Regions from separate parts of the Homo sapiens genome. Here regions 1, 2 and 3 are each linked to region 4. A link is a loop called in an ENCODE intact Hi-C map of the cell type or tissue named here. Cell type or tissue: B cell. All regions are shown on one strand.

The links. Peaks named below come from ENCODE experiments on the same cell type or tissue, not always from the same donor. Only the 100,000 strongest peaks of a DNase experiment are listed, where the experiment ranks them.
Region 1: a loop joins it to region 4, with 9 times the contacts of the local background. A loop is called at or near these places in 2 of 110 quality-filtered maps.
Region 2: a loop joins it to region 4, with 3 times the contacts of the local background. A loop is called at or near these places in 3 of 110 quality-filtered maps.
Region 3: it touches region 4 in a loop (5-fold over the local background); 2 of 110 quality-filtered maps call a loop at or near these places.

The regions. Positions count from the first base shown.
Region 1 is chr18:32,881,573-32,889,572 of GRCh38, forward strand. LOC105372058 (a long non-coding RNA gene) reads left to right here. Exons shown (of 10, transcript XR_935361.2): 4 at 6,130-6,189. Among named protein-coding and RNA genes, the nearest start is that of KLHL14, 110 kb to the left of the region's middle. RefSeq lists an enhancer at 5,303-6,502. In B cell, no CTCF peak of the experiment used is centred here; DNase peaks (open chromatin) are centred at 893 and 3,169; H3K27ac peaks cover 4,164 bases.
Region 2 is chr18:32,864,342-32,872,341 of GRCh38, forward strand. LOC105372058 (a long non-coding RNA gene) reads left to right here. Exons shown (of 10, transcript XR_935361.2): 3 at 1,646-1,756. Among named protein-coding and RNA genes, the nearest start is that of KLHL14, 95 kb to the left of the region's middle. In B cell, no CTCF peak of the experiment used is centred here; DNase peaks (open chromatin) are centred at 3,190, 4,300 and 5,164; H3K4me3 peaks cover 2,381 bases; H3K27ac peaks cover 4,432 bases.
Region 3 is chr18:32,916,995-32,924,994 of GRCh38, forward strand. LOC107985186 (a long non-coding RNA gene) reads left to right here and starts at 2,409. Exons shown (of 3, transcript XR_001753401.1): 1 at 2,409-2,584; 2 at 4,595-4,630. In B cell, CTCF peaks have their summits at 3,002 and 3,201; DNase peaks (open chromatin) are centred at 1,967, 2,997 and 6,187; H3K27ac peaks cover 1,061 bases.
Region 4 is chr18:32,800,341-32,808,340 of GRCh38, forward strand. No RefSeq gene overlaps it. Among named protein-coding and RNA genes, the nearest start is that of KLHL14, 31 kb to the left of the region's middle. In B cell, no CTCF peak of the experiment used is centred here; DNase peaks (open chromatin) are centred at 3,371, 4,011 and 4,581; H3K4me3 peaks cover 1,419 bases; H3K27ac peaks cover 3,310 bases.

The DNA of each region.
Region 1 (8,000 bases), 81 kb after region 4:
AATAATCTCCTTAGCAGATATGTGTATCTTTTTACCACATTATTCCAAGGGTCTTTACAAACTCATTATCAATTGTTGAGTTTTTTGCTCATCCTTCAGGGATTGGCTCTAAAGCCCCCTCTGTTGAAGACTTTAATTACTCAACCCATCCATCCTCTTCCCCACCATGGCACCTCCATTGGAGCAGTTGTTGCAGGGTATTGCAATGACGTATCCATCTTTCTTTCTATTTTCCCATCCAGGCTGTGTAGCAATCAAAAACAGGAATGTATTCATGCCTAGTGCAGTGTTGAATACTTGTTAAAAATATATTTAATTGGATGGTAATATCTGCTTTTTTATGTTTTTGTTTCAATCTGTTTTCTACTCCAGCTACCAGTTTAATATAGTTCTAGGGTGTTATTCCCATTTCTGTTACTTTCCTTCTTAATATTTATGAATATGTTTGTTTGAACATATACTTGTTTATTGGTGTTCTCTATCAGTAAAATAAAAACTCTATAAAGCCAAAGACATCATCTCATTTTGTTTACACTGTATCTCCTATTCCTATCTTTGTACCTTCTTAGTAAATATTTGCTTAATCAAAGAAGGAATTAATTAAGAAATTCTTCAGCACAAGATGTTGAGTTATAGACACCTCACTTACAATTCTTTAGGCAATGACCAAATGAATTGCTTTTCGCTTTATTTACTTTCTTCTTGATTTTAATAATTCTTTTCTACAGCTTCCCCACTATTTAAAATGAAAAAATCTTGCATCAAGGGAAGGAAAAAAAAATGAGTGGGAAATTTACAAAGAAACCCTTTTACATGTTGACTATGGAATCCTTTTATAAATGGCTGAGTTCCCTCAATTCATGCACCAGTGATTACTTCTTTCTTCTTCTTTTTCCTACTCAGAGGTCTGCCCGAATCTGCTGGCTAAGCCGCCTCCAATACAAAGGGGAATTAATATTGTAGGACAATTAGAATTTGGTGTCCCTTCCACTGTGATGTTTTAGAAAATCAAGGTAGGGTTTTATCCCTGACCATAAGTTGAAATCTTAATATATTTGAACTTAAACTCATCATGGCCTGAGCCTATTGCATGAACTATTATCTATTATCTAATGCTACTGTGAAAAGTGACACTCTATGGCAAATAGGGGACCAAAATTGTTGCCCTCCACTTTAGTCCTACATTATATTACTGAATTTAAATCATAAGAGTTAGGGGCCAATAGTGAAGGAGGTGTGTGTGTGTGTGTGAGTGAGTGTGTGTGACTGCATGTGTGTTCAGGGATGCCCTGAAGTTAGGTGAGTGGCCTAATCCATCATGGCATCTCACAGGCACTTGACTGTATGATTTGAGGAGTTCCTGGTGAGTGAACCTGCCACAAGAAGGAAGGGCAACACAGCAATCATGGCTGTCCCCAGTAATTTTGTCCCCTCTCAGTTTCAACAGTCTTCTCTTGGCTCTTCAGATAATGGGGTCTGCCACCAATACACCAACTGTCTCAAGTCAGGTGCTGAAACAACTCAAACCAGGAAATATGAAGACATAGATATATCTCATTTAATGCTGATACCTTTAACTTTTATGAGCTCAGTTCCCTCAACAAAAATAAGTGGAGAGTTGTAGTGAGTAGAGCATGGGTTGTTGAGAGGATTCAGTGATATGTAAAGTGCTCAGCACCAGCATCTGGTACATTTCAAGTAATGTGCAGTGGTTGTTATCACTATTACTACTAGTCCTGAGGTTAGAATAAACCTGCTCTATCTTTCTCTCTTCTTTACATATAGTCTCATTAAAAACAAACAAACACTAGACTCCAGCATTCAAAACCATTCACCAGTGGCTAAGAGAACAGATTCTAGAACCAGGCTACTTGGATTTGAATCCCGGCTCCTCAACTTACTGGGCCGGTAACTTTAGTTGAATTATTTAGCCTCTTTATGCCTCTGTCTTCTTACCTGTAAAACCAGGATAAAGACTGCATTTTTTCCTTGGTATATGGTCAGTATTCACTTATTTAAAGAACTTGGGAAAGTGTACATGGTTAACATGTAGTACTTGGTAGATCTTTGCAGATTGGCTCTTTTGACCTTATCTCCTGGGACAAAACCTTGAAGTCTTTTTGCTCAGTCATGGCTGGCATGGATGCTGGATCCAGCAATGTGTACTGCTCACCTCAGACGAACTCCTATGGCTGGTGGAACTCTTGGTCTTTTCAAAATTTATTTCCTAATATTTTCCTTGCCTGTGGGCCCAGGATTAGCCCTTCTGGCTCTAGACTTCATTTAACTTCTGCAGCTGGAACCTGTCCTCTTCCCCTATTCTTTCAGGGAGACCCTCTATTGTGCTGTATGCCATCAACAAATGAAGGAAATGGAAGCCAGCTAAAATGCATTGAAACCCTGGTATGCTAGATATTTATAGTAATATGTGTTAAATTTCACAGTAACCATGAAAAATAAGTTTTATTCTAGTTTGTCAGATGTGGAAACTAAGTCTCAGGAAGGCTGAGTAATTTGCCCCAAGTCATGTAGTAAGCAAGTGGTAGAGAGAGAATGTAAACTCAGGTCTGTTTAACTTTCAGAAACTGTGCTTGCTTCTTCCCTTATATCATGTTGTCCCATTATTTTGTAAAAATGATCATAAGTTTATTGTAAGTGTATTGTATGTGTATGTAAGTGTATTGTTATTGTATTAAATTTGATTATCCTATTTTAATTTTAATTTTACATGGTTTATATGTGATCCTTCTGGAGGTGAAGATTATGGATGGGATGGAAAGGAGTGATACTACCATGAATTGAAAACTTTCGTTCTCTGTTCCTCTCTTTCTCAATCTCTCTCATACACACACCACACACACATTTACTTTAATTTATCTATATGTTTGTCTATGCATCTACCTATCATCTCTATGTATACATATTCATACATGTGCATTTATTAAATACCATCAAATATTTATTGATAATTTATTTTATGTAAAGGCAATAAAACTTTCTTCTTTACATTTTTCATTGTAACAGAAACTTAGAAAGTCTATTCTTGCTTTGGAATAGTCAGTGATTAGCATCGAGCAGGGCCTGTCTTTAGGCAAAGTCTCACTTCTGCACTTGCTTTCTGGGCTATTACCCAAGCCTAGACTCACCCTGCAGTAGGGTATTTTCTCCTTGAGAGCTGTTCTACCACAGCCTGTGTTCCCACAGGGGCTGGTGGAGGGAAAGCCCCTCTCTACTCAGCATTGCAAGTTGCCTAATGAACTTCTCACTGAATTCTTGTTTCAAATTTGAGAGATGGTTCTAATCTCAACTGATTTGTGAAGCTGAGACGACCTGATGAATACCTCTGATGTTAGTTATTTCTGCCAATTTTCTCATTGGTTAAATTTCAAGCGATGTCTACTCAAGGTCTGATATGGTTTGGATCTGTGTCCCTGCCCAAATCTTATGTTGACATGTAATCCCCAATGCTGGGAGGGGGCGCCTGGTGGGAGGTGATTGGATCATGGGGGCAGTTTCTCATGAATTGTTTAGCACCGTACCCCCTAGTACTGTTCTCGTGATAGAGTTCTCACAAGATCTGGTTATTTAAAAGTGTGTAGCACCTCCCTCTCCCTGTCTCTTGCTCCTGCTCTGACCATGTAAGATGTGCCTGCTTCCCCGTTGCCTTCTGCCATGATTGAAAGTCTCCTGAGGCCTCCAAAGAAGCTAAGAGGATGCCGGCATTATGCTTCCTATACAGCCTGCAGAACCATGAGCCAATGAAACCTCTCATCTTTATAAATTACTCAATCTCAGTTATTTCTTTATGGCAATGCAGGAATGGACTGATACAAGGTCCCACTTATTCAAAGAACTCAGTCATACGTCTGCCATGATACCCTTTCCTCTATTGGGTCAGTTGCTTAAGATTCTATCTTTTCTTCTAAATATAGCTGAAAATTATTTAAACATCACATGGAAACTATGTTAATATGTTATTTGTAAGGATTGTATGTGAATGTGAAATCTCAGAGGACAGGATGAAAAAACCAGAAGATACTCTTGGTCTTTCAGGGCTGAATGGCAACCTGGAGGCCCAACTGCAGATGAAGCCTGCTATTTGAAAACTGGAAATTAGATGGGGTCACTATCACCCCTGCATCTTCTTCCATATTGTCAATTTCCCAGAATGCTAGGTTGAACACCTAACTGCCTGAAATGGGTTTTAGAATAGGGAACAAAAATGTTTGTGTGTGTGAGAGTGTGTACATGCATACATATATAATGATAATTTCAAAGTGGAATGGCTATGATTGGTTGCAGGAGCCCTTAATAAGTACACTAATTCCCCAGGCCCCACACACACTATTTTTTTTCTGGAAGGCCATTAAAATAGGAAAATCCAGTGAGGGGAGGATCACAACACACCAGCAGTAAACACAAGCAGGGCCTCTGCAGTATTTAGGCCTCTTTTCTCTGAATAGCCCCTTCTTCTTTTATCTCTTTCACTTGTAAACTGTCTAGGCTAAGTATAAAACAAATGAAGAGGGAGAGGACAAAAGAACAGTAAAGAAAAAGTTTGAGCAAGACCAGCAATTGAAAGCGGGCAAATAGTGGTGGAATGGATGGACAAGGGAGAGCGAGAGTGGGAAGCTGTAGAGAAAGTTGAGGGGAAGGGAAGGTACCCCATATTGAAATAGGATTAATCTGATAGCATCTAGTAAACGTCAACATGTTGGGAGCAGATCCACGCATGAAAAGTTTTGTTTTTTTTTTTTTTTTTTTTTTTTTTAGATGGAGTCTTGCTCTGCTACCCAGGCTGGAGTGCAATGGTGCAATCTCAGCTCAATCGCCTCCCAGGCTCCAGTGGTTTTCCTGCCTCACCCTCCTGAGTAGCTGGGATTACATGGTATGCCACCACAGCCAGCTAATTTTTGTATTTTCAGTAGAGACAGGTTTCACCATGTTAGCCAGGCTGGTCTCGAACTCCTGGCCTCAGGTGATCTTCCTGCCTCGGCCTCCCAAAGTGTTGGGATTACAGGCATGAGCCACCGCGCCCAGCCCCACATGAAGGATTTTTTAAAAACACAAATATTTTGTAAAATTGCAAGTGGAGAAGGAAGGTAATTAGAGCAAGTATCTGGCAAGGGAAATTGGAGTAGGTAAACAGGAGAACCGCAACATCTGATTTGCCCACTTCGTCTTGTAGTTTAAGGTCAACTCTTGTGTGCATTTGGTTCCATCATCTAAAGGGAAAAATGTAAATTAGTGTTATGTATATATTGTCATGTATTAGCTTTGAGATAAAAAAGCACTCATCTTTTTTTTTCTTTTCTTTTGAGATGGAGTGTCACTCTGTTGCCCAGGCTGGAGTGCAGTGGTGCAATCTCAGCTCACTGCAACCTCCGCCTCCCAGGTTCAAGTGATTCTCCTGCCTCAGCCTCCGGAGTAGCTGGAATTACAGGTGTGTGCCTCCATCCCCAGCTAATTTTTGTATTTTTTAGTAGAGACGGGGTTTTGCCATGTTGGCCAGGCTGGTCTCAAACTCCTGACCTCAGGTGATCTGTCTGCCTCAGCCTCGCAAAGTGCTGGGATTACAGGCATGAGCCACCGTGCTCAGTCAAAAAAACCACTCTTATCTATTATTATGCCAAAAGCTCTACAGAGCCCTTAACTGGGTCAGAATCCTCTATTTTTGTTTCTATGAGTAATATTTGTTAACAATAAAATCATGTCACAGAATATCTTATGTGGAAGTGGGCAGCTTCACTCTTGAATGGCAGATACCCATCTAAATACCAAGAATCATGCTACTTATTCAAGGTTATAAACAGAGGAAGGTCATCAAGAGTGGAAGTGTCATATCCTGGAGGAAGAGGCAAGCTAGTTTCCTTGTCATTGTATTTGGACTCCTCAAAGTGAAACATGGTAAGGTTTATACAGGTTTTTGTTGATTTGCTTTTCATTGATTTTACTCTTTGTCTTCAACAAAGAAAAAGAAGCTGTAGGTTTATCCCTGTCTCTGCAGCTGCAATTGTGACTTCCTTGGAAAAAAAAAAAAAAAAGCCAAAAGGACAGCTCTTTACCGATTAGGAAGTAGAAAATTTGATAGCTTCTGAAAATAAATGCCTGTATTCCATTTTCTGGCAGGCCGCTGTGGTTCGTCTTCTGCCTGGGAACTGGATAAAAACATCAGTGAATACCCCAAAGGTCAGAATTTCAGAACTGCTGCCACAACTGTATTGTCACCAAGTAGTCACCATGCTCTCACTCACTCTCTTTTTTTAAGAGGCCTGGTCATGTCCGGGGGAATGCCAGGTACATTTTTCTTAATGTATGAGCACAAGTTACATATAACAACCTAACAACACAATACTGCCTCTTTAATGCTAATCTATTCCTTGCAATCTACTAGATACATGTAGAGTCATTGGTGTGTATCAAGAGAGCAAAATCAGATTCTGAAAATATCTGAAAGGATGCACTAGAGTGTACATAATAATGTATTTTAATCTGCCAGGCCTTAAAATTAATCATGAATTCCCACAGAGATTTTAATAATTTTGAAATGATGTTTTTTTTTTCTTCATAGAGTAATATTCTTGGACAGAGTTTTCTAAATGCTGCAAGGGTAAAAAAAAAAAAATATAGGTGGGGGAGGGGGAAGCAGGGGCAGTTTCTCGTTTGCCATCTTAGAGGAGATGTGTTTACCAGGGGAACATGTTTTCTTTTGCTCCTAACTAAAAGGCAAGGTAGGTGTTTCAAAGAAAGGCTTTATCACTCCATAAAAGCTGACAAGTCTCGGGAAGTTTATTAGGGGTAATAATGTGCATTTGTTAAGCAGTGGGAATAGTCCTGAAGCAAAGAGGTCCATTCTAGCGAGGGGGTGGATACCTCAGCAGCATTACAGAACTTGGCCATCAGCAGTTTTCAGAGTGGCACAGGAGGAAAACCTTGGTGGTCAAACTGCAATAGGCTCTGGAAAGGGTGACCATATTATTTATTGTTTAAACTGGGACTTTTGAGAGGGAAAATAAAAGTAAATAATTACCCTGGGGTATATGCTTACTTTCAGTTCAAGGGCAGGTAGCAAAGGTCTGGATTTCAGGTTTCTGATTTAGCAGTGGCCCCTGCCTTTCAAAGAGGGGTGGTCATGTCTGTTTCCCTTACTGCCCTAAGATGCTAGGCCCATAAACTGTTTAGGCTCTTTGAACTTTATCCAACAAAGGTGTTATGTAAAATTATAAATACATAGCATTGTTTCATGAATAATAAACAACTAAAAATATTATGACCTAGATTGATGATTTTTCAGGGATATCCAGGGTACCAGGAAAAAAAAAATACGTTCCTAGAGGTATGCTGGACTTTCTATATCTTTTTAAGTCTCCATAAAATACCCTATTCAATGCTAAAAAAAATGTGTACACATGGACATACAGAGTAGACTGATAGAAAATGGAAGCTTAGCAGGGTGAGGAGGTGAGAGGTGGGTGGATGATGAGAAATGACTTAGTGGGTACAAGGTATGGTATTCAGGAAATGGGTACTCTAAAAACCTTGACTTGACCACTACCCAATCTATGCCTGTAACAAAATGGCACTAGTAACCCACACATTTATACAAATAAAAAGATAAAATAAAGTACCCCATTACAGTGTCTGGCTACAAGGAGAAGGGAATTTTTCTTGTGATCCACCAAGTTTTAGGTAACTATCCCTGAAATGCAGCTGTCATAACATGTCTTCGTCCCTTTTCTACCCATCCATTAAAAACAAGTGTACTTAATTGTACACTTGAGTGTGTATTTAATTTCCTCCAGTCCCCATGTCCAGATTTTTCTAAGAGTTGAAGTAGAGCATATTTGTTAGAAGTAGGCAGAAAAGATTATTTTACCTGAGTTACATTACCTTCAAATAATTTGCAGGCTGGTAGAATCAGGAATCTCACTAGTGTGTGTGCTCCTTTAAGAAACTATTTTATTGTTCTTTGGGTTGGCTAGTGGAATAAAATCGGAGAT
Region 2 (8,000 bases), 64 kb after region 4:
GAGTTCTCTCTCCAGAGGATGCATCCCTCACCAGATAATGGAACCTACAGGTGTCTTAATCTTGGACTTCCCAGCCTCCAGGCTGTGAGGAAATAAATTTATATTGTTTATAAATTACCCAGGCTCAGGTATTTTGTTATAGCAGCACACACATACTAAAACAGTGCCTCTGAGACTTAGTTTTCTTGCATGTAAAATATGGATGTTAACCGTGGCCCACTTGAGATAAAGCATATAAAAACCTTTTCAAACTAGAGCTCTACATGAAGATGATATGTGAAAAGGAATGGCACAAAATTTTTAGCTAAGAATTTGTATTTAGTTGATTAGTTATATGTAGTTGATAGTTGAGAGGGGAGCAGAATACTGACTCAGAAAGTGTGTGTTTTTGTGCAAACACACTAAGAGTCAGAGTCAAGTTTATCTCAAAAGACTTTGAGGGTTGCCCTCCCCAGTTTCTCCCCCTTTTTTCAAGGACCTCACTTCCAGCTACCAGCTCTCTCCCTTGCTCATTCTGCTCCAGTGGCCTCCTTGCTGATTCTTGAAAATGTCATGTATGCTATGGCCTCAGGGCCTTTGCATTTGCTCTTTCCTTCTACTGGGAATACCCTTTTCTTAGCCATTCACAAGGCTTGACACCTGACCTCCCTCAGGTCATTATCTATGTGCCATTGCTCATGACCATCTAAAATCACAAACTCTCCATCCCTTTCCACTTTATTTTCCTTTATATCACTCATTATGTCACTTCTGTTACTTATTTTTGTTTGATAATTGTCTGCATTCCTTCCACTAGAATGTGTGCTCCAAAGGGCAGGCAGTTTTTTTGTTGCATTTACTGTTGTGTCCCTAGATCAGCGTCTGTCACATAGTAGGCACTCTATATACATATTTGTTGAATGAATGCTAGTGAATGTTCCCTTTTCTTACCACAGAAGAAGCAGCAAAGTATCCAGCCAAAGTTTCTGTTTGCCATCTATTCAATTTAATACTAAGAGATTTGTGCTTGACTGTCTTTGAAGAAATTAAAGAGAAGGCTAAAGAATGTTGTATGGGTCTGTTGTAAAAGCTACCACAAAAGGGTTGCAATTAAAAATAAAATTTGACAAGTAATTAGTCTACATTTCTTTTTTTAGTCTACATTAGTTATCTTTTTTAATTTTGAGAAAGACATTACAGATTGGTTAAGATATTTCATCTCTGATTTAGCAAATGCATCCAATAGTAATTCCTGTATAAATGTTACTTTTTTCTACTCCTCTTCTCAAGATTTATTGCTGGAATATTTTGATGAATTTTGAGTCACACAAACCAAATTTTATAGTTTAGGATACACATAACATAGTGAATCTAAGGATAGCATTAAGTTTTCTAACTATAAATGTACCCATTAACATTTATTTCATATTTTATTTTTTCTTGTGGTTAAAATCTCTGATATATAACTTCTTTTACCACTTAACACGACTAGGCAAAAATATTGACACCTCTTTATGGGGGAATTAACAAATATTACATTGATGATGCTAATGTATTTTCTCTAGTATTCAATGGGCTGTACAACTTCACATTTAATAGTTCAATAGTACAACACAACAAAAAAATCGGAGTGATAATAAGGACACTTATTTTGTCTCATATCTAGATACTCAGAGAGTGAGAGCCTTCAGATTTGGGTGAGTGATGCCATTAGAACCAAGATTTCTTCCATTCTTCTGCTCTATCATTCTCAGCACAACATGCTTTTCTCATTAAGGTAATAGTTTTTAATCTAGCCCAAATATACTGCCACCTCCCTCCAACTAGTGTAAGAAATATCTGCTGTCCCATGTCGTTTACTTCTGATTAGAATTGTACCTGGAAAGGCAGCCCTTCCAGGTACTGAAAGCTGAGGATCCCTAAAGCAAAAGTCACAAGGAAGCAGCTTACATTACGTAGAGATGGAGAGTATGGGGAGTAGAGTTGGTCTGCCAGTGTTCAGATAGTGACCCTACTTCTCATTAGCCATGCTATCTTGAGTAATTACTTCATTTCTATGTGTAAATTAAGGTAGATAATAGTGCCTTCCTTAAACACATTAAAATTATTTAAAACCATGTGTGGCCTATGAAAACTGCTCAATAATCATAAGTTTTCATGATTATTTCCCAGTTATAATAGATCTCCCAAGCTCAATATCAAATTAGCTGTTATCTGGACAACACAGACAATAGTTCAGGCCCAAGCTGTTACTTCCTTAATAATCTGGAGCTTTTAGGAATCAGGCATTTCATTTGCTTAGTTTATCTGGGTAATACAATGTACCTTGTCATTGAGTTAGTGATGAGGTTAAAGTTATGGTATAAAGATGAATAGGTATCTGGGAGATAAGTGGATTGGGGTTACACCTATAAGTGATACCTAAAGAAACCATTGGGCAGGTAAGCACTATTCAACCCTATTACCAAAGCATGGCATGTGTGGATCCTATGGACAGCTTGTACTAGGAGGAAGCTTTATAATTTGATATTTCACATGATAGCCTGATTAAATTTCTTGCATGTCCACAAACATATATATGTATATTTTAATATTCATGTACATGTAGATACAGAGACAGAAAGAGACAGCTCATAAGACAAAAGGTATTATCCTTATAGGTCTTATCAGTCAAAGATCTGGAGAAAACAACAACAGACTAAAATATTTGCACAAATACCTAGAGAGCGATGAATGCTTTTGGAGCAACCCTGGTCAAAGCAGCATGTTCTTGTTCATTTTTTTTTCTTTTTAAAGTCCTCCCCTTGCTGTTCTTGTCCCATAGGTAAAGAAGTGGAGTTGATTTTACAAATGACTATTGCTCTGATGTTTTTAAAGAGCTTCAGGAAAATAAGTGAATTCCTACTGGAGTTGACACTCAAGCTTTCTTGAGAACAAACCCTCTTGCCTACCCTTCTGATGTGGCAGCTTTTCAAGCAGTTTCCCTTCCTTATGAAAGGAAAGGATTGTGTTATTATTAGAGGAATTATCAAGCCGTCTGCACTTCTTTTCTATAAGAAAAGAGAATAGGGTGTCAATCCTGTAAATGCCACATTGTTTTTTATTTTTAAAAAAGGTTCTTTCTTTTTTTAACATTGCGATGAGATCCTGATATATACAACCCTAAAATTATTCACGTGCTGCTATTGGGAAGTCCCCCGAAACCTAGGGCAGTGTGAAAATGAGAAGAAGGTAATATATTTTTTAAAAGCAGGTGGTTGAGTGTTTTAACCACCTCTGTTCTATGATCATGGAGAAAACACCCCTTCCCCCTACCCCATATCCGCAAAGGATTCTAAGGAAACAGTTTTGAGTCTGTTCTCCTAGGACCGCAGCTATTCAGGCCCTCTTCATTCTTTTAAGGTGGATATTGACAACCTAGCAGGTCACAGAAGTGTGTTTAGTTTCACTCTGGGACAAAGAAACAGGGAAAGTCAGTCACATTTTGTGTACGTGTGTTTGTGCATGTGCACACAGTGTCATGCAACCTTATGTGTGTGTGTGTTTGTATGTGTGTGTACGTATGTATAGAGATTGGATACGAATTTGCCATGGCTTTTGTTAAACAGCAAATAAGCTTTGCCCATTTGGACATGCTATCAGAATTCTGAATTTCTGGTTAAAAATCTCTCCGCTTGAACATGTCTGCTGGAAATCACTGCCGTTGCTGTTGCCAGGGGTCATTAAATGTACAGGAGAGGAGGCGAGGCAGAGATGCTCTTCCTTGTCTTAAATGAGCATGGGTTAGTGCAGAACACTGGTGGATGAGCAAGTTATATACAATCCCAGGGACTCCGGTCCCCCTCCTGGGGACTGCGAAATTCTATGCCACTGTGAAGCAGCTTAGAAATGAGCCGACAAAGAAGTCCGTTGACTTTAACGTGAATATGCTCGAATCACACAGAAGACAAGAATAAATCACCTTACAACTGCGTCTAGTGTAATTTTCCTGTCTCCTTCCAGTTCCCCCACCCCCACCCCTTTTGTTCTTTGTGGATGTTTTTGTTATCAGCAGCATCATTGAGAAGCTGCCTTTTTGGGATTTTTCTATAGGTGACTAGGGTGTGAGCTAGGTGCTGCTGCAGTATGAATCTTTTAAAAGGCGCCTAAGAAATATTTAAGACCCTGGTCTAGGAGGAACGGCTCTCCCAGGCATAATTTTTGGTGCTGGTTGCAGCAGGGAGCGTATGCTGGGAGGAAAGTATTATTTTTCTAAATGGAAGGTGTCAGATGGTCACGCAATGTGACTGCATGTTCGAGATCACTGCCTCCCATCTGCAATTTGTGACGTGTGAAAGATTCTGCCCAAATGTGCTCACCAACTGGAAATCCTCGGCACTTTTTTTCCTTATCAGGAGAGACCAAGATAACCAATGGTTTACAGATCAGGGATCCTATCAAATTAATATCACTGTAGGATAAAATCTGTTTTAAATACAACTCCTAAACTCCAGCAAAGTTAACTAGTACAAACAAGTTCATTCATCTGATTAAGAACCGCTGCTCAGGAAACAACAACAAAATGAAATCTGCTTATCACTGTCTCTCACTTCAAAATAGTCTTATGTTTATAGCTTTCACAAACAGGCTGGATCCAAAAGATGATATATTTTTCCATGCTAATTAATATAGACCAAATGACAGCATCTACCAGGACTGAAGCAAAGCATTTTCAAATCATTGTTGGTTTTTCCTTGTCTTATACTCCTCTGAGTCTTTTTCCAATTAAACACGGCAAAACTCAGAAAGAGCAGACTATTTAGCCATTGCCTAAGTAAGGGTTCTATGTTTTGAGCTGAGTTCGAAGCTTTGAGTTCTGTTTATTCTTGGCTAGGCATAATTCCCAGCTTCTCAAATAAAAGGGTCGTAAAAAGGCTCATGAGGTGCTTCAGACATCAAACAGCTCATACAAAACAATATCTTGATGAGTTAAGTGCAAATGAATCAGAAACATAATGGGCTAAAATTTCCTTGTTGTGCACAGGGGTTGACATTTCAAGGAGAGAAGTTCTTGGCTCTGCAAAGCACACCTTGAGTTTTATCACCTTCGACCCTTGGAAAGGGAGTGTCTAGGTTTGGCCTGACTGAGAGGTGGGCTTTGTTTACTTTATTCTAAGCTGCTAGAATACAAAAAAGGGAAGGTCTTGCTCCAGTTTTTAGTTTCTCATCTGTATAAAATGAGGAAGAAGGAAGGGCTAGAAGAAAGAAATCCTCAGGCGAGTGCAAAAGCTGTATTCATTCCCAAATCATTTTATATTGTATATTTTGCATCACAAAGCTCTTCACAATCAGTGACAAAATATAGAGGGATTACAAATTCAAGAGATGGATCACCATCACTGTTTTGTGAAGCGGCATGCCACTGTTGGCTGCTGAGGGTACGTAGGAAATTACAAAGGGCTGAAATCCCCTGTGCTAAGACAGTGATCTGGAGTACAAAGGCATGGGCATGACACCTCCTCCCAAAAGAAGTGCCTGAAACTGCCCTTGAGGGGCAAAGAACAACACCATCTGATTGCTTCTCACACAAACCATTGCCATATACTGAGGCCTGGCTGGTTCGCTTTAGGGGTGACCCAGGTAGGCCAAGTAAAAAGAACAGTGATGTGAAGAAGAATATGGCAAGACATCGGATTTTGTTGAAGGAAGAGAACATGCAGCTGAGAGGAGGCTGTTCCAGAATAATTTATCAGGGAATAAAGAATGAACAGAGGAAAATAGGTCTTTTACTCAATAATAGCCCTTTGCATTGATTCTTAGGGTTCCTTTAACAGTAAAGCCCTCCTCTCTCTTCTCAGCAAACCCAAATCCTGTCTAATCTTTAGAACTCAGCCAATCCATCCTTCTCTGCAAATGTTCTCACATTGTTAGGAGCCTGAAATGAGTTGTACTCATCCTTCTCTGAATTCACTCACCAAATATTGTTTCTGCAATCATTTTGGCAATTAAGTGAAAGTCAATGACTTTTTGGTTGGCTTACATATTTCATTAATTTTTGTTGGTTTCTATTGAAATTGGAGGTTTCTTGAGGCGAGGTGTTAGCCTTAATTTTATCTTAGGTTTGTACTGAAGTAGGGCAAAGATCTCAACTTTGCACCCTAAGTCACTGCACTGTACCTGTAGGTGGGTATCCCTGTGCCACCTTTAGAGGCCAGGAAATCAATTCTGAGAGGCCATGTCTCATGTCCATGTCACAGCCTAAGTTGTGGAGCCAAGCTTGGCATCCTGACTGATGAAAAAGTTTTTTCTTAGATAGAAACTAAGTAATTGCTTTCTGTGTTTATAAAAAAATCAGGGAGATGTCTCATGAGTATGTTCATTCTTTTGTTTCAGAGTGAAAGCATCCCTTACATCTCTGTTCCTTAGAAGCCCTGTCTTTGCTTACTCCAGGAGAAGAGAAGGCATAGGTGGCCATTACATGGGTTTTGATGTGAATTGCTGGCCAAGGTACTTTGGAGTCTTGCTGTGGTAGTTTGGAGTTTGCTGTTAGAAGAGTGATGTTGCAGCCAGTGTTTCCAATTGCTGTCGAAACAGAAATCAGTCTGCTCCTGATTACTCATCAGCAGTTGTACCACTCAGGATTTGTTCTTGAGATTATGAGGGGCTCTCCACCCTGGCGGCATGTTAAAATCACTTTGGAGGCATTTAAGGGGGCAAAATAATGCCTGGACCAGATTCCCAGGGATCTTGATATCCAGTTGGTTTGTAGCGGGGCACAGGCATCTGTTTTTTGTTTTTGTTTTCATTTTATAAGCTCCCTACTTGCTTCTAATGGCACTCAGGGTTAAGGAACCCCGAGAGACCATGCTGGAGACCTAGCAGGTGCAGTGAGTAAGCCGCTGGGGGAGAATTTAGTGCTGGCAAAAAGAACGCTCTTACAGCCCCTTACTTCTCTTACATGAAGCAGTCACTCTCACACACACGTTCCCACTCCGCCCAGTAATCCATGTTAATCCTGGTCTGGAGCAAGCACTTCTAAGTAGTAAAAGCCTAAAAAATGCTTTTCCACTTTCATACTGTGATGCTTTTGGGGGGCTGTTGTTGCTGGTAATGTGATGTATTATGTGCTGGGCATATAATGAAGACGTGGGGCAATCCACTAGATGTGAGTCCAAGCCATGGTCTGAATCTGAGTGCAGATTTTCCAGAGCCCCGTGAAACAATGGGAGTGACTGTGTCTTCTCACCTATTGTCCTGGAGCCATTGCCCTTGCAGGTACCTGCCACATCCCTATGCTTCCTGGGCCCAAAGACATTCCAACCCATATTCCTGAACACTATGAAACTCAACATAGAGGATGTGCTGATATGCTAAACATGCAGAGCCCACCTCTATAAAGCTTACCACCTTCTCGGGTATGGAAGCAGTCTCAGCTTTGTCTGTGGCAGGTCTGTGACAGCCCCACGCCATGAAGAGGAAGGCCCACTGTGACTCCAAGCGGTCCCACCTCCCTGCTCATGGGAACTGCCAGATGTTTTACTTGTCCCTTTCTTCTCTTTTTCTGACGGCTTTTGATGGGTTCTATAAGGGGGACAGTGTTGAGGTGAGGGGAGGAGGCAGGAAGAGAAAAGTCCTTCTCAACCCCTCATTGGCATTCACATCCTCAGCTGTTGCACGTTCATCTTCTGGACACTTATTTATTTTGTCCCCTTCTTTCTGTCTCCTTGGAGATGCCAGTTCCTCTCTCTATAGGCATGCTGGCGGTAGCATTTGTTGGGCATGATCTAGAATCAGTACTTCCTTAAAGATTAGGGAAAGGCTGAGTAGTTAATAAAGAAGAGTCAAAACTGTGGGGCAGAGAAGAGGGAAGGAAACAGGAGAGAAAGAGTGGGGGCTAGTAGGAAAGAATATGCTAGCCACATGTTCTGTCTCTTTGGAATTTTCAAAGCTTTACTAGAACTTAAAATATTGGTATTTTCTACTCAGGAGGCTGATGTGGGAGAATTGCTTGAGCCTAGGAGTTCAAGGCTGCAGTGAACTGT
Region 3 (8,000 bases), 120 kb after region 4:
TCTCAGCACCCAGTTAAAAAAACAGAGGCCAGGTGGGACTGGCTGGAAGAGGACCCCCATCCAGGTCATCAGAGCTCTTTCAACACTGCCTCTTGCAAAGCTATTTTATGCAACATGTTTCACTGCCAAGAGCAAATAAGAAAACTGACCTTAGCCTAAGCTGGTGCATAAGAATCTTGTTTTAAAGCTCAACCTTCTGCATTTTTTCAAACTTCCTTTCTCCACCCCACTCTGCTTCTTATCCAAACCCTTTTCCCTTCCCATCACTCATTTCCTAAATAGGACGCCTTATACCTTCACGTCAATATGCACTGCGAGAGCTTCCTTATCTCCCATTTAACTGTGTTCAATCAACGTAGTTTTTTAACTTAAAGTAATAGTTCTGATAGGATTCATAGGTTATCTTGGGCTAAAACAACAGCTAAATTTGGCTCATGGGAGAGTAAATCTTGGGTTTTGTTTTAAATGGCTAATTATTTTACTTAGTCTGCGTAGGCCTTGAACTCTAGGCATGTGTGCCACAAATACCAATAATAGATAGAGCATGTCAGATTTTCCAGAATTCAGGGGAAATGCTTTTATTCAATTTTGTACAATGATCAAAAGTGTTGACATCTTAGTCACATAAACCCATGCTCTGGACACTGCATGCACACAAACACAGGAGCTCAAGCCCATCCACCTCTTCTCATTTTATTCTTTCCCCAGCTTAGCATGCCCATCTCACTATGGTTCCAGAGCCCACAAGAGTGCATGTCCTGTTTTCCCTCTGTTTCACCTACAGATCACATGGGTTCTACTGGAAGATATTTTCCCAAATGAATACTCATAAAGTTGCCACAAGATCTTCCCATTCGACAACCTCTGAGTGATTTTCTTTCTTAAAAAAGAAAAAGGAGGAGCTTTAATAGCTGCTTTAAGTTTACTTTCCCTGGATTCTTAATTATATTAAATACCCATATATTTCCTCCCTGAGTATTCATTTAGAAAGAAGGTTTTGTAATAGTCACATTTAATTTATCAGGGTGTAATAATTTGTGTTTCCCAATCATCTTGCCGACTTTGGTTCATTATACTATTGTTTCACATGAGTAAGTTAGCAAAGTTTGGATTGATTGACTCTAATTAACTAAAACTGGTTCCAGGCTGTGCATCTATTGTCATGGTAGCTAGCCGCAAAGCCCTAAACTGCTCAGCAATGTGATATAAGGTAATATTGATTTGAAAACTGTGTATAATATGTAACCTTGGGCTTATCACTGTTTGTGAGACAAACTTAAAAAAAGGGTGTGGGGAAGGAGAGGTATTAGGATGAATTTAAGGACACTTGGGAGTATAAATCAGAGTTTTCAGTGGGTTTCCTTTTTTTTCTGCCTGGAGAAAATAACAGATGTGTTGAACTACAAATGAATTCAAAGTTTAGCAGTAGGAAGACTAAGGATTTCATGGTTTCTGAAACTGTGAATAGGCTTGCTGACAAAAGTCTAAGATCTACTAAAAAAAAAACTATGGGGAGACTTCAATTTTGGTAGAGGAAATCTCAAGTTTTCTTATTGAAAAAAAGGAGTGGTTGGAATTTGATCTTTTCTCTATTGCTATTTTATAGTCAATCATAATCTTTACCTGAAGGGAGAAAAAAAGGTTTTTGAGAGTATGATCACCCGGAAAAATGATTGCTTTGACAGCCTGTAAACATGAACAAACACTACTCTTCCAGATCTTTCTATTTAGTGCTGGACAAAAATCAAGTTAAAAAAACTTGAATAGGATGCTGTAAGAGAGAGTCATTGATGAACTTCTAGCTTTCCTATGCCAGTGCTGCAGCTTCTGTCATGCCTGTTTTCAGGTAGTAGTTAAGATCTGATACATTTGATTGCTGTTGCACACTTTTTCAGTTCCATCTTCTTTACTTACAGAGCGTCAGCTATTTTCCATGACACTCTTATCAACTGAACTGTCTTTCCTTTCACTCTTTCGTTTCTTACCAACTTTAACAGAACAGCCTTTATGTCCTGGCAGATGGATGAAGCGGAAGTTTAACTCATGTACTACCGAGTCCTGCTTGAGAAGTGTACTGTCAGAGAAACAGAAAACTCCAGTTTATTCAGCTGCTTCCTTCGTTGGCACTGTGCTTAAGTCTTTTCAGAAACTGGGGACAGGCAAATTTTATGTCAGAGTCTTCTCCATTGGATGGTTTTTCTTTTAATGTTTTGTGACTGTTGTGGCCATGTGAGAAAGAATCAACTTCCAAATATCACAGTGAAAGAAGCTGCATTCATCAGGGTTCTCCAGAGAAACAGAACCAACAGGAAGTGTATATACATATAAAGAGAGATTTATTTTAAGGAATTGGCTCATGTGATTATGGAGGCTAACACGTCCTAAATCTCCATGGTAGGCTTGCAGGCTGGAGATCCAGGAAAGACCTGATGTTGCAGTTCAAGTCTCAGGGCCAATTGCTGGAGAATTCCCTCTTGCTCTGGGAAGGCCAGTCTTTGGTCTTTTCAGACTTTCATCTGATTGGATGAGGCCCACGTACAAAATGGAGATAAATCTGCTTTACTCAAAGGCCACTGATTTAAATGTAAGTCTTACCCAAAAACACTCTTACAGAAACACCAGATGACATTTGACCAAATATCTGAGCACCAGGGCCCAGCCAAGGTAAAACATAAAATTAGCCATCACAGAGCCCAGGACCCAGACAGAGGCAGAGACCTCTTAGTGATGACTGAGGAGCCAGAGAAGAGGAATATGGGAAAGAGAGTGGCACAACTTTATATCTGGAAAGAGAAAAAGGAAGTCATATGGCTGTTCATTATGAAGTATTTCAAATTATCACCACACAAACATGGTCCATGCAACACACACCTGTCTTTTTGGCTGAATATCTTAGCAACAAGGTGTCCTCACATCATTTTGTTCTTAGGTACAGGTAGATATCATGGTAGTTCTGAAGCAGTGGGCCACCAGGGGCAATGTGGTGAAATGAGAGACAGTAAAGGCCTGCTCAGTTTCCTTCTGCTCTTACTCCCTCTAATGGCAGGGGGTTGACACATCTACCCCCGAGAATATCTGCCCCGCCCTTCTTTCTAGAATTCAAAACAGTAGTCCAAGAGATCTCTGCCATGTTTACAGTTTCCCTGCCTCCTTAGCACCAGTTGCAACAGATTCACTCCTTACCAAATAGAAAACAGGTATAATATTATTTTTGCCGGTAAAATATTTATATTAACTTCAATAATCAAACAACAAACATTCTTTAAGTCCCTAGTAGGTACACAGCACTGAAGAGAATGCAAAAGAAAAAACATATTTCCTGTCTGTAAGAAGTTTATAATTTTTCTGGGAAGGAAGTCTAATATGTGGCAAATTAATAGAATTAATAGAATTCATCAAGTTATTAGTGGGGGCAATTTCCAATAGAAACTCTATGGGAGTTTATAGATGGTGAACATAAATATGAGATGGAACAGCTCACCTCTCTTTGTTGCTAAACTTGAATATGTGTTGCAAAAATTGAGTGATATTGTTTAAAATGGGTCAAGAATTTGCTTATACTTACTCAAACCTCTCCAGTTTCTTCCAATGATTATATGTCTTCTTGCTGTCTTTTTTTCAATTTACTTAATTAGTAGTCAAATTTATCAAAACTGTACAGAAACACCTAAGAATGGATTTTTGATAGAGAAGATTTGGAACTTTTGCCTGTAAAATAGAATACGTCTCTATGCTTGTAAACATTTAGTTACCTCAGAAGGTAAACTAAATGGAATCCCAGTTTTTCTGGAGATTGCAACTATTATTAGCAGATGAATCTCTAATATCAGTTCTATCAACATTCTCCTTTTAGCTTTTACTTAAAGAAGAAAGATAGACAGTATCTAGAAATTATCCTGGATGAACTCTGCCTTTCTAATAATTTCTGGAAACCTGAGAGTATTCTGGGTTCCCTGAGATGACAAATTCATTGCAACACCCTCTATTTGCCTAATCCCCGCACAAGACAGGATGACCCTTGTGGCAGAAAACAGTTTCAGGGAGATTGACTCTGAACTGAAGGGTAAAGATGTTTACTGAGAGACCTGAGTCCTTACAGTGGGACAATTAATAGGGCAGGTACTAAGGTCATTGCTGTAATACTCTAAGGTTGAACCTGGGAAAAAAGCACCAAATGTCACATTTGTGGGGCAAACAAAACAAAGTCAGTACTGGATAGTGAGCAGTATGCAAAGTGCTGATAGAAGACGAGATTAGGTCTGAGGGAAGCCCAAGGAGGGGAGCTATGAACTCAGACTTGGAGAGTGGACCGGACACTGGTAGAGTAGTCTTCCCTTATCCAAGGGGGATACTTGCAAAGACACCCAGCAGATGCCTGAAAGTGCAGATAGTACAGAACCCTATATATACTATGTTTTTTTTCCTATACATACATACCTATGATAAAGTTTAATTTATAAGTTAGACACAGGAAGAGATTAACATCAATAATATAACGATTACCATCTACCATCATAAAAGTTATACGATTGTGGTCTCCTCGCTCTCAAAATATTTTATTGTTCTGTACTCACTTTTCTTCTTTGATCTGTAGGTCTGTTAACCAAGACAGCTGCTAAGTGACTCATAGGTGGGTAGCCTAGAAAGCATGGATATGCTGGACAAAGGGATGATTCATGTCCTGTGTGGGATGGTGTAAGAGATTTCATCACGCTGCTCAGAATGGTGCACAATTTAAAATGAATTATTTTTAAATTTAAATATGATTTAAATACGAATTGTTTGCTTCTGGACTTTTTCATTCAACATTTTTGGACTGCAGTTGACTGCGGGTTACCGTAACAGACGAAGGTGAAACTATGGATAAGGGGCACTACTGCACATCCTTTTCCCATGGTTTGCAGTTTATATTCTGAATGTGTTTAATCTGACTGTAGTAGGAAGGTGGGATGCAGAGCTGGACTCCAAGCCAGCTGCATGCTCTATCACTTTTACTGATGGATATATGACAAGAAAATGTCTTCTAATTTTGTTTCTTTATCTGAAAGGCAAGAGAAGGCATCTGAGATGACACAGAATTCCCACTAAAATCATAGAATACTGGAGAGGCAGTGATCTGTGTCTCGCTAATCAAAGTGTGGCCCATGGAGCAGCAGAATTTGAATCACCTGAGAACTTGGCAATGCAAAATCTGAGGCTTCAGCCCAGATCTATTGCATTAGGATGTACAATTGCACAAGCTTCGGGTGATTCTTGTGCACATTAAAATCAGAGAGGCAGGCAGATCACGAGGACAGGAGATCAAGACCATCCTGGCTAACGTGGTGAAACCCCATCTCAAAAGTACAAAAAAAAAAAAAAGAAAAAGAAAAAAAAATTAGCTGAGCATGGTGGCGGGCGCCTTGTAGTCCCAGCTACTAGGAGGCTGAGGCAGAAGAATGGCGTGAACCCGGGAGGCAGAGCTTGCAGTGAGCCGAGATCTCGCCACTGCACTCCAGCCTGGGTGACAGAGCGAGACTCAGCCTCAAAAAAAAAAAAAAAAAAAAAAAAAAATCAGAGAGTGTGATTCGCAGGGAGACGGAAGTTCTCCCTTCTATAATACCACTCACAGATAGTCATCCAGTATCTGCTACAAACCCACCGGTGATAAGGAGCTCGTGATTTTTTAAAATCACAGTGTTTGCTAATAAATTCTCCTTTAACTTTGAGAACCTAGCGCAATAAATGACAAATTATAGTTGCTCAATAAATATTTATTGAATGGATGAATAAATGGATGAACAAATGTTTCATTGCCAATTGAAAGTGTTTGTCCACATGTTACTGGATCTAGCTGGATAATAAATCTACCTCCCTTATCCAGCCCTTAAATGGAATAAAAAAGACTGTGTGTTTCATATAGGCCTCTGTTTACCAGGCTATGTCTCGTCTCTTCAACTACTTCTCATATATCAAGATGTGTAAGTTTCTCACTGTCCTTGGTACCTTCTGGTCATGTGTTGGATTTTAAGTGCCTCTCATAGAATATGTGACCTAGGATTAAGCCTGTCCACAGATGTGCTCTCAGCAGCACACAGCACACACAAGGAACATAAGCTGATGACATTTCTCTGCTTCTGCTCTGGGCTTTTCTAATTTAGTAAATTGGCTGTCACATCACTAAAAATAGGAAGTTTGAACTTAGGCTCCCTTTTTTTTTCTGTCTGAGGTTATTTTGCTTACCACAAATGAAGGCCGCAGAAGCTAAATATATGTCTACTTGAATGATGACTTTATAGCAATAAAATGAGCCCACAGGGGCTAATGACTCTGTAATCAGCTTTTTTCAACCACTTTTTATATTGGGCATAATTTTCTCTCTCTCTGAGAAATTCTATATCATTTATCACCAGACTAACGTGAGCAAAAGAAAAAAGGCATGAGCTGAGAGATTAGAGGCCACGGCCTGTCTGCTATGAGATCATAATAGTAAATTTGCCCAGAGGGGACTATTCGATTTTGGATACTAGTACAGTAGATGCTCATGTTCTGTTCTTTTTTAGTTCAAAATTCTCATTTTGGCATTGACTTAAGAAGTTAGGTTTTAAGAACTTGTTTTGTTCATAGTTTCAAAATGACCAGTCAATAGTACACCAATGCAGGTCCTTTTTATAAATTCTTTTCATTGGTCAATGACACCTCCTTGTTGCCTTCAAAGGAAGGTTATCAAATCCGTCCCGTTGACCCGCTGGAAAATCAGTCTTTGGTAAACTTGAGAGTAGATACTTTTTGGGGGGGTCATACTATTAACATTTTCATGTGCTTGTGCTCCAGAAAACACCATGTGAGAAACATCTTTTTTCCTACCTATTATACCAAATTATTTAGGTTCTCCTTCTATGGCTTGAAGCTGAGCCTGCTCCTTTGGCAATTATTCCTTTTCCAGAGCTCATTGCTTTGGGACCTGGCTCATAGCTGATTGCACTGAATATTCTCTGCTTATTCCTCCAGATCTACGCTCTACCATTCTATTGCCCGCTCCCTGCCTTGGGAGCTGACCTGTACAGATTACATCAATGGACCTTCATGCTTCTTCCTCCTTCATCCTTTAGGTATAGGAGTGGCAATAGCTCTACTCCTATTGGCCCAGGATTTCTGCACTATCCCTTATGGCTCCTCTACAGCCTACTCATGACTTTGCATTCAGTGCTTTGTAAATAAACCTTCCTTGAATTATTCTAATTTGATAATTAGGTCCAATTTGTCCCCTTATCCTGGATGATTACAGCATTCATTCATTTGTTCTCTTATGTTTTTGGTTTTTTAGTTATTTACTTTAAAAAATATTTTATCTTCAATTTTATTTTTTCGCCTTCAAAAATTTATTGGCAAACATTGTTTATATTCAAGGTATACAATGTGATGATTTAAAATATGTATGAATCGTGTGATGATTATTACAATCAAATTAATTAACACATCAATCATCACCTATGCTATACGTTAGATTCCCAGAACTTGCTTATCTTATAACTGACAGTTTGTACCCTTTGACCAACATCTCCCCATTTCTCCCACCCCTCAGCCCCTGGCAACCATCATTCCACTCTCTGTTTCTATGAATTCAACTTTTTTAGATTCTACACATAAGTGAGGTCACACAGTATTTATCTTCCTGTGTCTGGCTTATTTCACTTAGCATTATGTCCTTCGGGTTTAGCCATATTGTTGCAAATGGCAGGATTATCTTCTTTCTTCTGGCTGAATAACATTCCGTTATATATCTACATCCATATCTCACATTGTCTTTATCCATTCATCCATTGATGTATACTTCAGTTGATTTCATATCTTGGCTGTTGTGAATAATGCTGCAATGAACATAGGCATGCAGATATCTCTTTGAGATACTAATTTCATTGTGTTTGGATATGTCTCCAGAAGTAGGATTGCTGGCATATGGTAGTTCTGTTTTCAATTTTTTGAGAAACCTCTATAAGTTTTTCCATGATGGCTGTTAC
Region 4 (8,000 bases):
CACTTTTTCTTCAATTCTAGCCACTATATTCTTTTTTTTTTTTCTCTTCCTTCCCAGCAAGTTTCTAGCTCAGTACTCTTTTTGTAATTGACTCCCCCAGGCTCTGTCCATTTTTATTAAGAGCCAAAATGTCAGCTAGTTAGCCAAAAGATGTTCCTGAACTCTGCATGGCACACTGCACATACATATTTAAAGTTATACATGCACAGAAGGGGTCTTGTGCAGAGCCAGGAGTAAGTCACAAGGAGCAGGAAAGCCTCTCTTCCCTTCATTCCCTGTAGATGCCAGAATTTCCTCTTAGAACAAAATCCCTTCAGTTTAAGGCTGAAAACTTCAGGGAAATCCAAATACCTACAAAGTGGAAATAGAACATTTGTACCTTATGTGAAGGAAGAAACCAGGATCTGCTTAGTTAGGTATCTGGAAGCAGAGGCTGCTGGAAGGCAGTGATTTCAAGGTGATTCAGAAACAGAGGCTGTCCTGTGGAGGAGGAGAGCTGGAGAATTCAAGGGCTGGAGACACCACCATTAGCTTCTCCAGAAGCCCATGTGGTGCAGCAGCAAGAGCACAAAGGTTGGTGCCAGCTAGACCTGAGTTTGAATCCCTGTTCCCCGACTCAGTTACCAGCTGGGTGACTGGAGGCAATCTACTTAATCTCATTGACCATCAATTTCCTCATGTAGTAAATGAGGACAATCATATCCACCTTCCAGGGCTGAGTGAAGATTCAATGAGAGTGAGCATGTGACATCCCTAGAACATAGTAGGTGTCCAGTAAGTGCCTATTTTCTTTTTTTATTTGAGAAGTTTGCACATACATTCTTACATTCAATACCTTTTGCGTGAGCAAATGAAACCATTTTTTCAGGAAACATCTGGGCATTTTCTAACCTTTCCCTTTGGAGTAGCTTACCTGTTTTAAAACTTTTTGTAGTATTTAACACAGACCACTATCAAAAAGCTTCCTTAACAACAACAACAACAATAACAACAACAAAACATTCAAAGAATAAGAGTGTTCATTCTATTCTTCTGGTCTCCACGGTCAGTTGTGTCTTCTAGAAATTCCAAGAAGTTAGTGAGGCTTGACCTTCCTCTTTTTTTTTTTCTTCTCTTTTTGTAAAGCATGCCAGCAATCTTTAATCATGCTGTGATTTTCTACATGCCACCCAGGTTAGCTTCTGAAATAGTCAAACAAAGATTTAACCCACAGACACATAAATATCTAATCTACACTTTCCAGAGAGTCCTCAGAAGCATGTAACTATTATTATTCTTAGTATATAGGTTGTTTTTATTTTTTTATTTTTATATTCATTACTGGAAAGAAACATTTCCTCCTATTATAGATTTTAATAAAAATTCAGGTGTTATTACAGTATTTTTTTCTGGTGCTTACTCTTTCTTGGTGTAATTCACATGCAAAGCATTTCATAACTTTTTTTTCTTTTAAAAGAAGAAAAGTAAAAAGGATAGAGTTAATCTACTAGTTGCTTCACAGGTCACCTAGTTTTCAGCTGATAAGAACTAATTTGATCAATAGAGTTTACCTCTTGAAAATGAGAAGCTTTAGAAAGAAAGATTAGTAAAGGAGAAAATATGCTAAAAGGGATTAAGACCAAGACTATCAAATGCTCTCAATATTAATAGTGATGACACTGTTCACCTATCTTACTAAATGTTGAAGATGAGCTATGCAGTCACTGTGATGGAAGATGAGGATAGTTAAGAGAGTTAGAGTCTGAGACAAATGCAAATGGACACAGCCAGGACGAAAACATTCGACAAGCAACAGCCAAAAAATCCAGAGGAAGGAATTTCACCTGCAATACAAGTAGAACTTAGAAAAGTAAAGCACACATCAGATTTTTTTTTTAATTCAGTGAACATTTGTTACCCTACCTGCTTTGATGTGGCCGTGATGATACGATACCTGGAGGGATGTTGAAGAAAGGCAAGGACACAGTTCAAAGGAACGGTCTCAGGATGATAGTATGGTAAATTGAGCTGATGAATAAATATCATAATTCCAGAGATGTACAGGAAGTAAGCAGTGGCAAAAGTATCACTTAAATAATTTTGAATTGTTTTCTATCCTTCATTGGCAAATAAATCAAGATCCTTTTACCTAACCCAATGAGATTTCCAACAGGAAGCTTCTTACTGTTAAGACCCAGAGATTGTCCGTGCGTTTGCATTACATACTCCTTCATTACTGAGCAATGGTCAGAGGAAAATGCTGGAGCTACTTTTTGGAGTGAATTGAAGCACATGATACGAGATGAGACAAAAATACCATGGTATCAATGATTATGGCATAACCAACTGGACTAGGTGCCTGATGTGGTCGGCCTTTCTGCATTTCCTTCTTCCTTAGATTTCTGCTTTACAGATTTACTTTCATTCTTTTCAGATCTCCAGTGCATGCAGTGGAAAACCTTCTTAAGCATTCCTCTCTCTGTTTTTTTTTTTTCTCTGAATAGGTTGCACGCTTCCTTCACCCTGTGAGAAATAGATCTGGCACCTTTGAGGCAGGTTACTCAAAGTATAGTGGGAATGTCTTTTGTTATTTGTTGAACTTCATACAAAGGTCCTCCTTCATCATACCCAATGTGCTGTTTGCAAAATGCACTGCAAATAACCATCCATCACTTTACATCATTGTCACATTTTACCACTTTGTTTCTTCTCCTCCAGGTAAGTGAAAATGATTATCTGGCTGAGATCATAATCATTGCTGATCGGTACTTGGCCTCCTGCAAAGTTCCGTGCAAGCACAGAGACTTTTTGTAAGATGCCACTGGGCAGATGTCAAATGGAGTGCCCTCCCCCATCACCATCTTGGTCCTGAAAAACTTAATAACTTGGTATTGTTCAGTGAGTCATTCAAGCGAGTAGTGTGGAATTCTACCTGTTCCTCAAGGCAGAGTATCTGCTAAGCTGCTGCAAAGAGTGTTAGCCATTCATGGCTCTTTCTGTGCATAAAGAGCTCATGGTTGGGAGACAAGGTGAATGCAAACCCGGAGTGAAAGCTTTGTAACTTCTGTGTTTGTCTGAAATCGTGCACAAATTAAGCCAGTATGCAAAACAGAGCTCAACAAATATATTCCTCTTTTTAGTGGTATTTTCAGTGCTAGTTTTTCACTTTTTTTTTTTTTAAAGACCAGGAAAGAGGTATCCTGGAAACAGATCAAAAACACAAGGAGATGAAAACTTTAAAGTGATCAAGCCACACAGTTTCACAAATGATAACATAAAGGTTTTTAAAAACATTGGTTGTAATTTCTACTAGGTGTCACAACTCAGTGAACCATTACGAGTGAACCAGCTCAGTGAACCAAACTGAACTGAACAGATGGAATTCCACCCTTACTACGCTTGAAAGGCTCCATGAACAATACAAGTCTTCTTTTAAGTTCCCCTTTGAGCTGCTTACCTCACTAATGCAAACATGTGGGGGCTGCAGGATAGAACATGGCCCCTTGGCTGTTTGTTCAGTTGTGTGGTGCCGTTGTTCCAGCAGAAGGAAGGCAGTCCATTTTGAAATCCTCAGGGCCATGCTCCTCATTTTCAAAGTCCCAGTGTTATTTTCCATTTGTTCTCAAATATATGTTAGAGAGTGGAGTGTTTTGTTTTCTTTTACTTTTCCCTTGAGTTGTAATTCACTTTAATCTGTCCAGAAAAACCTTGAAAGATTTTTTTTTGTAAATATGCCTGAACAACAATTGGCTGTAGCCAATTCATTAAACACTAATCAATTGCTATATTCATTAATTCAATAATATGGTGCCTAGCTAGTACCAGGCACCATACGGACATTGCGTGGAATCTAAAATGGAAAAAATTCAAGTCTTTGCTTTTAAGGAATTATAATTTAGTAGAATAGATAAGCCAGACATAGATAATTGTGTTTTTGAAAATACTTTATCATTCAAGTGGCTCCTTGATATCTGTCCCCCTTCCTGCTCACCTTCCTCTTTTGACTCATGACTGATGTTATGGTCTGTTGACAAGTAGTCAGCATACTAAATGTCTTCAGTTTGGGAGTTTGTATCTAGGCTTATTTTCGAGGGTCATGTATTACAAAGTTTCAAACTGATTTTGTATCTTTGAAAATCAGACCATTTCTTCAAAGCATATTCTAACAGGGTTTGGGAGACAATGGACCAGAGATAAAGCCAAAGAGGCCAGGACTGGGGGTTTGTTGGTTAGGCATAAAAGGTACTGGCAGGTGGATCACTGATTAATTCCAGAGAGGTCAGCTGAGGGAGAGATTAGCAAGTAAGAGGTCCAGAATCCAGGGAGACAGGCATCAGGGATCAGATACTGAGGTTAGGATTGCGGAAACTACAAGGTCAGGAGGCGAAAAAAAGTTTTTTTGAAACATGGGGTCACGAGTCCAGGTCAAAACCCTTCAACAACAAGAGATTAGAAGCTATTCAAAAGATCTGAATAACAAGCATAGGATGTAAACAGCAGACATGAGTTTGATGCTGAGTGGTCCTGAGGCTCTCAGCCCTTCACATGGCTCTGAACTAAGGCCAGAGCAGGTTGCAGGGATGCCCATGTCTGTCTGAGTCCACAAGTGGATAGTTTTTGGATTAGATGAAGGGTATTTTGTGAGAACATTAAAATATAGCATTTGCAAGCTGTCTGCAAATCTGGATTTCTGAGTTTATATATTCCCTAGGGATTAAATCTGCCACTTTATTTTTAGGCAATAAAATATAGTACTGATGCTCACTCTTTAGTATTTGTAGATTTGAGTTTGAGTCCGTGTAATGCTACTTATAAGCTGTATGAACCTGGGTAAGGCACTTAACCTCTCAAAGACATAGTTACTTCAAGTGTAAAGTGAGGATGACGATACATATCTCAGAGTGCAAAATACTCAACTTTTAAGAATAATAGATGAAAAATTATTCATTTTAGACACTACTACTATCACAATAATTATTATAAACTCGGATTTTTTATTCAGGAATTTTTATCCAAAATCCCTTTCAGAATGCAAATAATATGTTAATTTATTTAACATGTAAAGTTAACAGCTTGGCTATTTCCATTGATTTTTTTTTTTTTCCCCGAGACAAAGTCTTACTGTCTCCTAGGCTGGAGTGGTGCGATCATAGCTCACTGTAATCTCGAACTTCCAGGCTTACATAACTGTCTGGCCCTAGCCTCCCAAGTAGCTGGGACTACAGGTGTGCACCACCATGCCAGGCTGATTTTTGTATTTTTTGTAGAGATAGGGTTTCCCTATGTTGCCCGGTCTGGTGTTAAACTCCTGGCCTCGGGTTATCCTCTCTACTTGGCCTCCCAAAGTGTTGGAATTACAAGCCTGAGCCACTGCACCTGCCTCCCCACTGATTTTTTTTAAACCAAGTCACTCAATCTTTTCTTTGCTTGTTTTGTTGATTAGGCCTTATAGGCAGCAATAACACAAGCTCATGTAAAAATACACTTAAACTCCTATAGAAAATATTTCTAAGATTTCATTCAAAGGTGTCCATCTAGTAACATGGATTGAAACACCAGGAGACTGGATGTCTAGGGATGGTAAGTCTAAATCCTTCTCTATCTTATTCTAAGTATGACTTATCACCGAGCAAATATTTTACATTGTCACTACCATCAAGTCATGCAAAAATAAATTCCTATATGACTCCTTGAATTTTCTATATGTAAATCAAGTGAATAATGTTTTCTTTCAGGTATGTGGGAACAACGTAAGAGGTCAGGACTTAGACCAAGTAGATGCTCAACTGTGGAATAGACCAGAATATATTTTACCTTAATTCCTATTTTAACTACTCCCTGTGAGTTGTAATTGACAAAACTTTAACTTGGATTAGATGAATCCAATCTTCCACTTATAAGTGGAAAGTTGAGGCAGAAACTAATGGATGCCATTATAAAGAAAAAAAGTCAGTTTTCTTCCCTCTTCAAAATGTGCTTCCATTACACTTTATTTAAATGCTAAAATAACATCAAATAGAGGGAATATTGTTGCTTTCTAGCATAGACCTGAGCCTGGATCACTATAGGCTCTTGAAAAGTTTTTGAATGGATTTTTTTTTTGCCATGTATGCTTGCATTTTGATTCTTTCTACTTAGGCCATTGTCTGATCTTCAGTAGCATTCTTCACACCCGTTTCTGAACCCTAACTCATTTGTTGGGGTTGTCTATAGGTTGGTGTCACGTGGAGTGTGGGATCAACTTAAATGAAGGGGGACAAGGAGGCCATGGTCCTGAAAGCTACCATCAGTCTGTGCTGGTTCCGTGATTAGAGAAAATTACTTCATCTACAGATTAACTGAGGTTATCTCAAAATTTCATGCTTTAAGCTGGGGGATAGTGGAGCTGTAGAGACCTGCTTATGTTCCCAGGGGGTTGATGTGGAGTTGTAATTTCTCCCTGCTCCATAGGTGTTAGGAAGGCAGAGTGGTGAGGTTCTTGCAGCCACTGAAAGCCTAGGAAAGAAGGAGCCAATGTACTATGCTCAAGCCACACTCTGCTACTCGTAATTCCTTCCCCAACACATCTTACAGATTTACAGTATTTCTGCCCCACGCTGTTGCCTCTGGAATGCCTATCTCTAATCCCTCATTTCTCTCCTTCAAATTCATATGTTGCCTTCTTTGCAATACCTTCTCACACATTCATTTGCTCCAGCTCTGCACAAATTTAATTGCGCATTTCTCTGTACTTCCATAGCAGTTATTTATGAATCTTTCTCCTCCATTCATCCATGAACCTCTTCACAGGAGGTTCTATCTAATCGTATTCATCTTTGGAAGGCAGAGTAAGTTAGTAGTTAAGAATATGGACTCTGGAGTCAGAAGAGCTGGGTAAAATTTCAGCTTCCTCCACTTACTGGCTGTGTGATCTTGGGAAAGATGTTTAACCACTCTGAGAAGTAGTTTTATCATCAAACAGCAAGTCCAAGTAAAGTGGACTTGCTGTTTGTCACCCCATAGGAGTTGCTTTGAGAATAAAAAGGAAAATCCACACAAAGAACATGGCATGTAGTAAACCCTCAATGACTATGAGCTCTGATTAACTATATTGTTGTATGCCTTTTGTGCCTAGCACAGTGTCTGGCTCATAGTAGGGCCTCGACACATGTTTTGTTTCACTTAGCTGTGTCATCCTTAAATGATATGGCAAAAATATGGCTTTAAAGGGCAGCATATATGTGTGTGTGTATATATATATGTATTTCTTTCACTACAGGATGGGAAACAATGAGAATAGAGCCAATCTGTGAAAGACAGTAGTAGCAAGGAGATGGGGATTGAAGCACTAAAACCCGAATTCATATTAAACACTGCCAAACATTTTATTAAGAGAATAGAGAGTCAGAGATCCTCAGTTCTAACTTTTGGGTGGCTTTTAATTCACTATATGAATCTAAAAATATGCTTAGATTTTTTTTTAGTAGCTCAGTTTCAGCATACACAAAACAGATATTGGGGTGCTAACTTGTCGTCTCCAGGTGTGAAGGAAACAGCATGGCAACACTCAACCAATGTTGCCGTAAGTGTCCTCCTGCTTCTACCACAGGGAAACTGAGATACAAGTCTGAGGACTTGATCAAGGTCACAGTCAGTGGCAGAACCAAATTAAAATTCATGTTCCCAGAGTCCTTTCCATGCCATTGCTTCACCTACTGACCCATGTTGCTCTACCAAGAAGTACTTCTGATTAAGTGAACTTTCAGGTTTCAATAACACAAAACCTTGGCAAGGACTTTAGGTAACAATCTCATATCATATACTGCAGTTACTTTTTGGCAAGAACCACCTATCTCATATATATGTTGACTTAATTTTCATGTACAGGCTGACAAGGAAGAAATCAGTGTGTTTGCAATGCTGAACTAAGAGTACAAAAGCTCAGTAAAGTCTCTATTTGAAAAATGAGGACAAAAGAAAATGGGGACAGATGCTTTTCTTGTAGACTATACTGTCCATTATCAGGAACCGTGACTCTTTTT